4 separate regions of the Mus musculus genome follow, and all the other regions are linked to region 4. A link is a loop called in an ENCODE intact Hi-C map of the cell type or tissue named here. Cell type or tissue: heart. All regions are shown on one strand. Region 1 has its middle 140 kb from the start of Rab10os. Region 2 overlaps Rab10 (RAB10, member RAS oncogene family). Region 3 overlaps Rab10 (RAB10, member RAS oncogene family). Region 4 has its middle 2.0 kb from the start of Gm26520.

What was found. Peaks named below come from ENCODE experiments on the same cell type or tissue, not always from the same donor. Only the 100,000 strongest peaks of a DNase experiment are listed, where the experiment ranks them.
Region 1: a loop joins it to region 4, with 17 times the contacts of the local background. A loop is called at or near these places in 12 of 42 quality-filtered maps.
Region 2: it touches region 4 in a loop (2.3-fold over the local background); 21 of 42 quality-filtered maps call a loop at or near these places.
Region 3: a loop joins it to region 4, with 2.7 times the contacts of the local background. A loop is called at or near these places in 16 of 42 quality-filtered maps.

The regions. Positions count from the first base shown.
Region 1 is chr12:3,097,247-3,099,746 of GRCm38, forward strand. No RefSeq gene overlaps it. Among named protein-coding and RNA genes, the nearest start is that of Rab10os, 140 kb to the right of the region's middle. In heart, CTCF peaks have their summits at 1,111 (motif pointing right) and 1,330; no DNase peak of the experiment used is centred here.
Region 2 is chr12:3,304,313-3,306,812 of GRCm38, forward strand. All of the region lies in intron 1 of Rab10 (RAB10, member RAS oncogene family), which reads right to left. Among named protein-coding and RNA genes, the nearest start is that of Rab10, 4.4 kb to the right of the region's middle. In heart, a CTCF peak has its summit at 1,159 (motif pointing left); no DNase peak of the experiment used is centred here.
Region 3 is chr12:3,252,357-3,254,856 of GRCm38, forward strand. It overlaps Rab10 (RAB10, member RAS oncogene family), which reads right to left. Exons shown (of 6, transcript NM_016676.5): 4 at 913-1,002; 5 at 256-357. Among named protein-coding and RNA genes, the nearest start is that of Rab10os, 18 kb to the left of the region's middle. In heart, a CTCF peak has its summit at 1,448 (motif pointing left); no DNase peak of the experiment used is centred here.
Region 4 is chr12:3,357,922-3,360,421 of GRCm38, forward strand. No RefSeq gene overlaps it. Among named protein-coding and RNA genes, the nearest start is that of Gm26520, 2.0 kb to the left of the region's middle. In heart, a CTCF peak has its summit at 1,455 (motif pointing left); a DNase peak (open chromatin) is centred at 1,470.

The DNA of each region.
Region 1 (2,500 bases), 260 kb before region 4:
ATGTTACAGGTGCTCACATGTGGCAAATGCACACAGGGACACATAAATAAAAACAAGTTATTTAAAATACACACACACACACACACACACACACACACACACACGAGTGGAATACTATGTGGAACTAAGAACGATCCACCTGAGGTGCATAAGACAACAGGAATGTCAAACCCAACGGTAACACAACGCTAAATATTCTGTTTGCTAAATACCAAAGAGGAAGCAACAAAACTATTGAGATATAGTTTCTGACAAGAGAATGCAGGATAGTTTTTAAAGCAGGCATGGGCTTACCATTGCATCCGTGATGATGACTGATTCCCAGTTCCCAGGGGGAAGAGACACAGTGGATGCCAAGGGCTCTCTGGCCAGCCAGTCTAGTCAAAATGGCAAGCTTCAGCTCCTACAGAGAGATCCCGTGTCAAAAGCAAAATTGGGAGTAATGGAGGGAGCCCAACATGGACTCTGCCTTCACTTGTGTGTGCACCCATGTGCAAGTTAGACAGAAACAGAGAGACAGAGGCCAGACAAATTCCTTCCTGAAACAATCGATAGTAGGGAAATTGGTAGTGGATAAACAAGGCCTGAAGGCAGGGGCGATCACTTTAAATACAGGGGCAAAAGTGTCGGTGCAATAAGAAGAGATGAATCAAAATTAGAGAGGACAAGTCTATATCATCTGGGTCAGAAGAAAACGATGTCAGGAATAAACATAGCTTATGAAAAAGTGGAGCAACCCAATTAATACTTAAACTTGCTGTGTAAGATGAAAATTTAAACAAGCACACAAGTAGAAAAAAGAAAAATAGTATGTTCATCAAGTGCTCACAGAACTGTAACAAAAACGTACCACACGTTTACTTCCAAAGGAAGTCTCAATAAGCTCTCAAGTGATTTACCACTCCGATCACATTCTGTCACCAAGATGAAATTCAATTAGGAAACGAAAAGTGAAAGGTCTTAAACACCAGCATCTGTTTGCTAGTCTCTCATTGGCTCTCATTGGTAACCTCTGATTGACTTTTAAAGCAGGAAGAGTGAACTGACTCTCAACCCTTCCTGGGCAACTTAACCATTCACAGAACTTGGGGGTGAGAGCTGAGTGAGGTTCAGGGCTGCCTCAAATGGTGGCGGTGACCCAAAGTGGTCACTAGATGGCAGTAATACTTGATATTTTTCTTCATTTGTCAGCATCATAGTGTCAATCTTCAGTAAGCACTGCAAAGACTTGCTTTTCAAATTCAGTTTGGGGTCCTTCAGGGTTTCTCTCAAATAGCTGCTAATGAGAAAATAATATTATTTATGGACAATAATTTATTGTTCCATAAACATATTTCTTGTTATTTCTTTAGTTTGCTAAAGCACTTTTGGGTCCTTTAAGAGATAAGAACAAGGCATTTGCTGTCTGTTAAATTGTTACGGAAAAGAATTGAAGTATTCTAAGTTGTCTCTAATTTGAAATTTGAATGTGTAATAAGCTGTCTCCTCTTGAAAGACTCTGAGAGGAGCCCCTCGCTCAGGCCTCAGGACAATAGCGGACACCCAGGAACTCACGATAGACCGAGCTTGTTGCAAACCACATGAGGCTTTATTCGGGGAAAGCCAGAGCTCTGGGGACGACTCATATCCCATGCAGGGGTAGAGGAGTCGACCTCGAGGGGAAAGAGGTCCCAGTTATTATAGGCCCTCAAGGGGGAAAGGAGAAGGGGGAGGGTAGGGGATTTCCAGATCTAAACAATGTCTATTCTCAAGAAATGGGTATGGGAGGGGTACAAGGAAAGAGTCTAATGAAGGTGCAGCAATGGGCACACACATGGTCAGAACATTGGCAGACACAGAGGTTCGAGGAGTGGCCAGAGCATTGTGCACCTCTATTTTTCTAAATCAGTGAAGCTAGTCCTGCTAACACTGACATCTATCTTGCCAATTTCAGGGCTTCTGTGACCTTTTACATTCTGTCAGGATCTTTCACTCTTAACAACACGAGCATATACACTCATGGGGAGAAAGAGTCCTGAAAAAAATCTATCCTGTGTATTTTTATTCCGTGAAAGAAAGAAAGAAAGAAAGAAAGAAAGAAAGAAAGAAAGAAAGAAAGAAAGAAAGAAAGAAGGAAAGAAAGAAGGAAGGAAGGAAGGAAGGAAGGAAGGAAGGAAGGAAGAAAGAAAGAAAGAAAGAAAGAAAGAAAGAAAGAAAGAAAGAAAGAAAGAAAGAAAGAAAGAAAGATTGATTGAAAAATAGGAAGCGACTCTAATTTTAAAGATTCTATGGGAGGAAACCATCAGTCAGGAAGTTGCTCCTATTCCAAATCCCCATGGTGAAGCATAATCCCATTTCCTTTAGGACAGGCTTGCAGTGAGGATGAAGGCCATCTGCAGATATGGACTGTACCACGCTAGCATCCTGGGGTGTGCATCTGAGACTCCCAGTCAGAGAGGAGCAAGCAATCTCAAGTAAACCAATAGTTCCAGAGCTGTCAGAGAAAGAAGCTCTCATTAAA
Region 2 (2,500 bases), 54 kb before region 4:
TGAAGACACTAACCTTAAAAATGGAAGAAATCTAGGTGTGGAGGGAGGGTTAAGGACCAAATGACAGACATCTAGTGAAAACAATACATTAAGAATGTGTGCTTTGGGGCTGAGAGATAGCTCAGAAGTTAAGAGCACTGACTGCTCTTCTGAAGGTCCTGAGTTCAAATTCCAGCAACCACATGGTGGCTCACAACCACCCATAATGAGATCTGATGCCCTCTTCTGGTGCGTCTGAAGTCAACTACAGTGTACTTAAGTATAGTAATAATAAATCTTTGGGCTGGAGCAAGCAGGGACTGAGCGAGCAGAGTTGACTGGAACGAGCAGTCCTAAAAATTCAATTCCCAACAACCACACGAAAGCTCACAACCATCTGTACAGTTACAGTGTACTCACATATATAAAATAAATAAATCTTTTTTTAAAAAAAAAGAAGAAGAATGTGTGCTTTGGCTAGGGGTAGTAGCTATTGCCTTTTATCCCAGCACTCCAGAGGCAGAGGCAGACAAATTTTTACAATTTGAGGCAAGCCTAGTCTACAGACTGAGTTCCAGGACACCAGTACTACCAGAGAAACCCTGTTCTCAAAAAACCAAACAGGCTGGAGAGATGGCTCAGCAGTTAAGAGTACTTGCAGAGGACCTGGATTTAGTTCCCAGCACCCACATAGTGGCTCCTGTCTACAACCCCAGTTCTGGAAGATCTACCACCTCTGGCTTCAAAGGACACTAGGCACAAAGTCTACATACAAACGTGGAGACAAAACACTCAAACACATAAAATAAATAATATTAAGCTAACACACACACACACACACACACAAAACACATGGACACGTGTGCTTTGCCAGGTGGTGATGGCTCATACATTTAATCCCAGCACTTGGGAGGCAGAGGCAGGTGGATCCCTGAGTTTGAAACCAACCTGGTCTACAAAGCAAGTTCCAGAACAGCTAAGGACAGAGAAACACTGTTTCAAAAAAACAAAAATGGGGGGAAAAAATGTACTTTAAGAACAAATTCTTGGGCTAGTATGATGGCTCAGGCATTAAAAGCACAGACTGCTCTTCCAGAGGTCCTGAGTTCAATTACCAGCAACCACATGGTAGCTCACGACCATCTATAAAGAGATATGATGCCCTCTTCTGGTATGTCTGAAGACAGCTACAATGCACTCATATACATAAAATAAATTAATAAATCTTAACAGAGGAAAAAAGAAGAAAAAGAAGAACAACAACAAATTCTTGTAATTATCCTATCATTGAGTAATACTTTCCAGAGTGCATACTGCCAAGAAAATTACGGTCAAATCAACCACTGAAATTTGTGTACATCTAAAACCAGTAATTACTTACTTTCTTAATTACTTTCCAAACAATCATTAAATTTCTAAGACCAGTTTTGCCCTAGAGTGTCTGATGTAAAACCATAGAACCTGAGTGCAGATTTCCAACAACCAAGTAAAAAGCTAGGCATGGCATAGGGAATCCCAGCACTGGGAAAAATGAGACAGGAGGATCTTGAGGGCTTGCTTGCCAGCAATCAATCAGCAGGCTCAGGGTTCAATGAGCGACCCTATCTCAAAAAGCACAATGGAGAGAACAGAGGCCCACACCTGACCTCATCCTCTGGCCTCCACATGCAACACAAACACACCCCACAAATTTCTCAATTATCAAACAGCTAATACTTACTATTAAGTAAAATCTGATCACAATTTATTTACTTCACAATACTCAGAAAGAAAATTAAAAGTAAAGTAGTAAAATAAGTTAGCCCTGGTCCAGTATGTTCTGTATGAAGAGGGTATCACTGTACTATATCCTATCTCTCCTCCTACCTCTGTTCATTATTCATCACCCACCTCTTCTAGGACTTAGCAACTACAGGGGGGAAAAAAGGCATAGACTCCTGCCTCTGTATTATTATATATTATAATATGTTATATATTACATTATATATATTAAATATTATTCAAATGATCTTAGACTCACTTTTTCGATGTTGTTAGCAGTCTTGCTATTTGACCCTGTGATCCTCCTGCCTTAGCCACTCAAGTTTTGGAATTAGAACCACCGCCAGCTGTGACTTTAGATTCACTTTGCAGATTTTGAATTGTTAGCCTCATAAACTTAAATATGAAACATACCAATAATTTATTTTTGCAACAGTATGCAATAGATGGGATCACAAAAACTTACATGATTTCTAATATGGATATGTAAGAATTGAAGGTATACAGAAAAACAAGAACAGTCATCCTGGTGAGCACTGTAAGAATCATAAATCTAAAAAGCCTTCCTTCAGAGCTATCCAGTAAGAAGCAAAACCCACCCGGCCTGGAATCCTTGCAGCCCAGTCCTTTGAAACCCTTGTAAAATGACTACTGCTTTGTTAGTGCAGGTTTTGATGCTAGGTGTGTATCTCAGTGGTAGAATGCACACCTGAAAGGAGACAGGACTCTGGTCCACTGAAAATATGTTGTATTTTACATG
Region 3 (2,500 bases), 110 kb before region 4:
GTACTACCACTGCCTGCCTACCTCAGGTTGCTACATAAATTCTAACCATCTAGCTACAGGCTCCTTACTATATTCTTGAGGATCAGGATCTTTTAGGAACAATAGCACCAAAACTCAAGATTTTTCATCTAGAAGGCTAGGACAGGAGAATCAAGAGTTGTGGGCCAGCCAAAGGTATGTATAAAACAAAAACTACTATTACCACCAACAAAAAAGACGAAATAATTTAGAAATGTTGCTTCATAAGGAACTTACCTTTCGGAGGATGTCTTCAGCTAATGTGAGGAACGCCTTTTCGATGTTTATATTTGCTTTTGCACTAGTCTCAAAAAACCTAATACCATGCTCCCTTGCAATCTAAAATAGAAGCAAAAAAAAAAAAAAATTATGCAACTGCCAAATGTGGGCAGACAACTGTGGCAGTAACATGTTAGACAATTGTGGGACTCTGAAAGCAGTAGTGTCAGCTAGAATGTAAAGACCATTTTAAGGAGTCAAGATCTTAAAAAGAGAGGTAGGTAATAAAAACAACCTTCTCTCTACCTCAAGAGTTCATTGAGATATCCTAAATCAGGTATTCTGTCCATACTTTAGAAGCTCAGTGTGATATACCTAATTTCTGCTTGCCACAGTCTTTTAGTTATAAACTTCAGAATCTTAATAACTGGCATACTAAAGTTCTAAGATTAAAACAACAACTGCTGACACATTTCTCTTAACGTGGCTTATATAAAGCACAGATGTGGCCTTCCTCCCCATGTTAGTGACATAGTGGAAAAGTCTCTCCCAGGGTAAGCTGTGTTTCATAAGTACTTTTTCTAAGACCCAGCAGGGCTGCTTAGCACGTCAGCACTGCGGTCACAACAGGCAGTCCCCAGTCTCTATCACAGAGCTCTGCCTACTCACACGTACCTGTTCTCCTTTGCCTTTCGGTACAACTCTCTTGTCGTCCATGTCACACTTGTTCCCTAGTAACATTCTTTCCACATCTTCATTGGCATGCTGAAACGGGAAAAATTATTACCGCTGCACACTCACATGATTGATTACTTAATATTTTCTAAAGAGACTGTATGTTTCTTACATTCATGTATTTTTCTGTGTAACTGCATGTGATGTGGTGTATGTGTAAGTCCGCAGGGACGCAGACCCACACATGGGTACGTAGACACAGAGACCTTTTTTAAATTCTGAGACAGGGACTTGGAACCATCAACTGGCTAGACTGGCTGACCAGTGAGTGAGTCCCAGGGTTCCCTGTCTCCACTTTCCAGAGCAGGTATCACAAGCCTATACATGGGGCTGGAGAGATGGCTCAGTGGTTAAGAACACTGGCTGTTCTTGCAGAAGACCTAGGTTCAATTCCCAGAACTTACATGGCAGCTCATAACTGTTTGTAACTATAGTTCCAGGGGATCTGATGCCCTCTTCTGGCCTCTATGAGTACTCCATACAGGCAGTTGGCACAGACAAGGCAGCTAAAAAACAACAAAATCCTACTCTGCCACACCTGAGTTTTATGGTTGCTAAAGAAATGATTGAACCTAGTTCTCATGTGTGCATAGCAAACACTTCAACTGCTATCTTTTTTTTAAAGATTTGTTTGTTTGTTTATTACATGTAAGTACACTGTAGGTATCTCAGACACTCCAGAAGAGGGCATCAGACCTCATTACAGATGGTTGTGAGCCACCATGTGGTTGCTGGGATTTGAACTCAGCACCTTTGGAAGAGCAGTCAGTGCTCTTAACCGCTGAGCCATCTCTCCAGCCACTATGCTCTCTTACTAGCCTTAAATTTTCCTTGTTAAGACCTACAAATTTTAAACTACCTAGCAAAAGACGTACAATCCCTAAAATTCACTCCAAATGTTAATTCCCTTGTAAAGAACTTGTCTACTTCTAAACATATTCTCTCCAAAAAGCAAGATATGGATATTATCTGAAACAGATCATTTATACATATTTAAGCTGACTAGACTGTACATATAACATGTAAATACATGCCTTAAGACAAGTTCTATAGAGCCCTTGTCATCTCTAATAACTACACTGCTATTAGGAGATCTCAGTCATTTAATTAAAAACAAATTCAAAATCCCAGTATTCTGAAGGTGGAGGCAAGAGCCACAAGTTGCCACAAGTTCAAAGCTGTCTTGGTCTATATAATGGCTTTCAGGCTAGTCTGGGCTACAGAAACCTAGCTGCAGCTCACACACATCTGTTAACTCTAGTTCCAGGGTACCTCAGGCACTCTTCAAACTTCTGTGGCACCAGGCATACAAATACATACATCCATGCAGACAAAACCTTCATACCTACAATAAACCTAAAGAAAAGGAGTGATGGAACATGCCTGTAATCCTAACACTTGGGAGGTAGAGATAGAGGTTCAGGGATTTAAGGTCAGAGAGCTGAGGCTAACCTAGGCTCCGTGAGACCCCGACTTACAGACCCAAACCCAAACCAAACAATTAAACAAAACCTTTTGTGTACCTAAA
Region 4 (2,500 bases):
ATTGAACCACAATCCCTGGCTTTATGCAGTGCTAGGGACTGAACTCAGGGCTTCATGTACTACAGTCAGGCCCTCTACCAGTTGAACTACATTCTCAGCCTCCTAATTTTTCCCCCAGACATTTCTGTTTATCCAATTTGAAGAGGCTGATGATGTATCACAGTGACTAAATTCATATCTAGGTTGCACAAGGCCCAGGATTTCCCCCAGCACTGCAAAAATAAATGAATCAATGAGAATAAATTTAAAAATAAGCATGTGGGCATAATGGCACACGCCTTTAATCCCAGCACCTGGAATGCAAAAGCAGGTGGATCTCTGCGAGTTCGAGGCCAGCCTGGTCTACAGAGTGAGTTCCAAGACAGCCAGGGCTACATAGAGAAATCCTGCCTCAAAAAAGAAACAATCAATCAATCAATCAATCAATCAATCAATCAAAGGGCTCTGGCAATGCAGGCCTGTAACCCTGGTACTCAGGTGAAAGCTGGAAGGTCAACCTTGGCTACATTGTAAATTCCAGGCTAGCCTGAGATACATAAAACTACATCTTATAAACAACAAAAAACAGATAATAAAAAATAAAATAAAAATTTTGATTGACAAATCCCAGCCTCCAGAAATTACAAAAGAAACCATGAGAAAAATCTATAGGTGAAAGAGAAGCATTTAGAAACCTGGGTTTGAATAGGCAGGCTTGGGGGTAAATCGCCAGGACACTAGGCACTGTGACAGGTGAATCAAGATTCAAGACTATCCTCTGCAATATAAATTGAAGGCCAGTCTGGGCTACTGATATTCTATCTCAAAAACAAAACAACAGCAAATGAAAAAAAGATAGAAAACCTTAGCATAGGCTCGACACTAAACACAGTAGCACACATTGGCAATCCTAGAACTCAAGAGGCTAAGGCACCAGGACTGCGTGTTTGCAACGAACCAGCATCACATAGTGAGTTCCAGGACATTCTGGACCTCAGCGAAGAGATACTGTCCCAAACAAACAACATCAATGACAATGAGAACAAATCGGCACTGGGAAGATGTCTCACTCCCTAGTTAAGAGAACTGGCTACTCTTCCAGAGGACACAGGATCAATTCCCAGCACCCACATGGTGGCTCCTAGCCATCCATAACTGCAGTCCCAGAGTTTCTGATGCCCTCTTCTGGTGTCCATGTATACTGTCCATATGTGAAGCACAGGTTAAACACCCACACACATAAAATAACCAAATTGTTAATAAAACGTAAAAAAGAAATCTAGGCTTAAAGATTGAGGGTTTAGCTTAATGGTAGAATATTTGCCTATTATGTGTAGAGGATTGATCTAAAGAACCAGAAAAAACTAAAATTAAAAGTTTTGAAATTAAAATCTAATTTTGACATACTGGAAGACTAAAATGAGCATCTTCCAGACTATGCAGTAATTTTGTCACATAGCCATATCGCCCTCTGCTGGCCAGATTTGCATAGTAGTCCAAGTCCAGAGTTAATCCTGGTTTTGTTGGTAAAGCCCCCGCTGACTGATGCATGTATTCTATCTTCTTGGTATAGTTTTATGGCTGTGATCTGACTGTCACTTGGCCTTTACTTGAAGAAGCAGCTGACATGGGAATCCCCTGGGGAAAAAGAACTTTTTGTATACAGCTGAGTGTGGTAGTACACACTGTAATCTCAGCATTTGGGAGGTTAAAACAGGTTGGGCTATATGCTGAGTAAGCACTTTCATTATCTGGCCTGTCACTTTATGGTAACACAACCCACTGCGTAAGGGAAAGACCACAGGGCTGTGGGGTTGGAGTTTCAGTGGTTTTGTTTCTGGTTTGATTTTATTATTTTAATTTATTTTCTATTATTTTGGTTTCTTCCCTCTTAGAAACCTCGTGAGTCGGAAGCTTCCCAGCTGGGCCCTCTTTAAAAACAAGGATATTTCCAAGGACACGCCTCTAATCCCAGCACTCAGGAGGCAAAGGCAGGCACATCTCTGTGCATTCGAGGTTAACCTGGTCTGCAGAGTAAGTTCCAGGACAGCCAGAGCTATGCAATGAAACCCGGTCTCAAAATAAATAAATAAATAAAATTAGTTAATTAATTATTAGTATTTTCCCATTTCCTAGGAGTTACAGGAGGCCCATGCAAGTGATAATCATGGGACTACTTTAGTCAAAGTAGAGCATACTACAGTAGAAGGTTACTTCTGGTTTCACTTCATTAATTTCTTACCCTAAAAGTTTTTAACATGTGCTCATTTGCTTAACAAACAAGAGTGATTGCCTAAGTTTGTACAATCACAAAATTCAGTGTGTTGAATGTGAAAAAAAAAAAGGAAGCATGGGGGCAAAAATCATGCTCTTGCCTGTAGGGGACATACGTGATGGAGAGAAAGACAGACTTGGTTGTCCCAAGTCCCGCTATAAAGAGTCCTGTAAGAGTTACACAGTGGAAGCCCTGGGCCAGCCTGGTTTGCAGAACAAGTTCCAGGACAGCCAGAGTTACACAGAA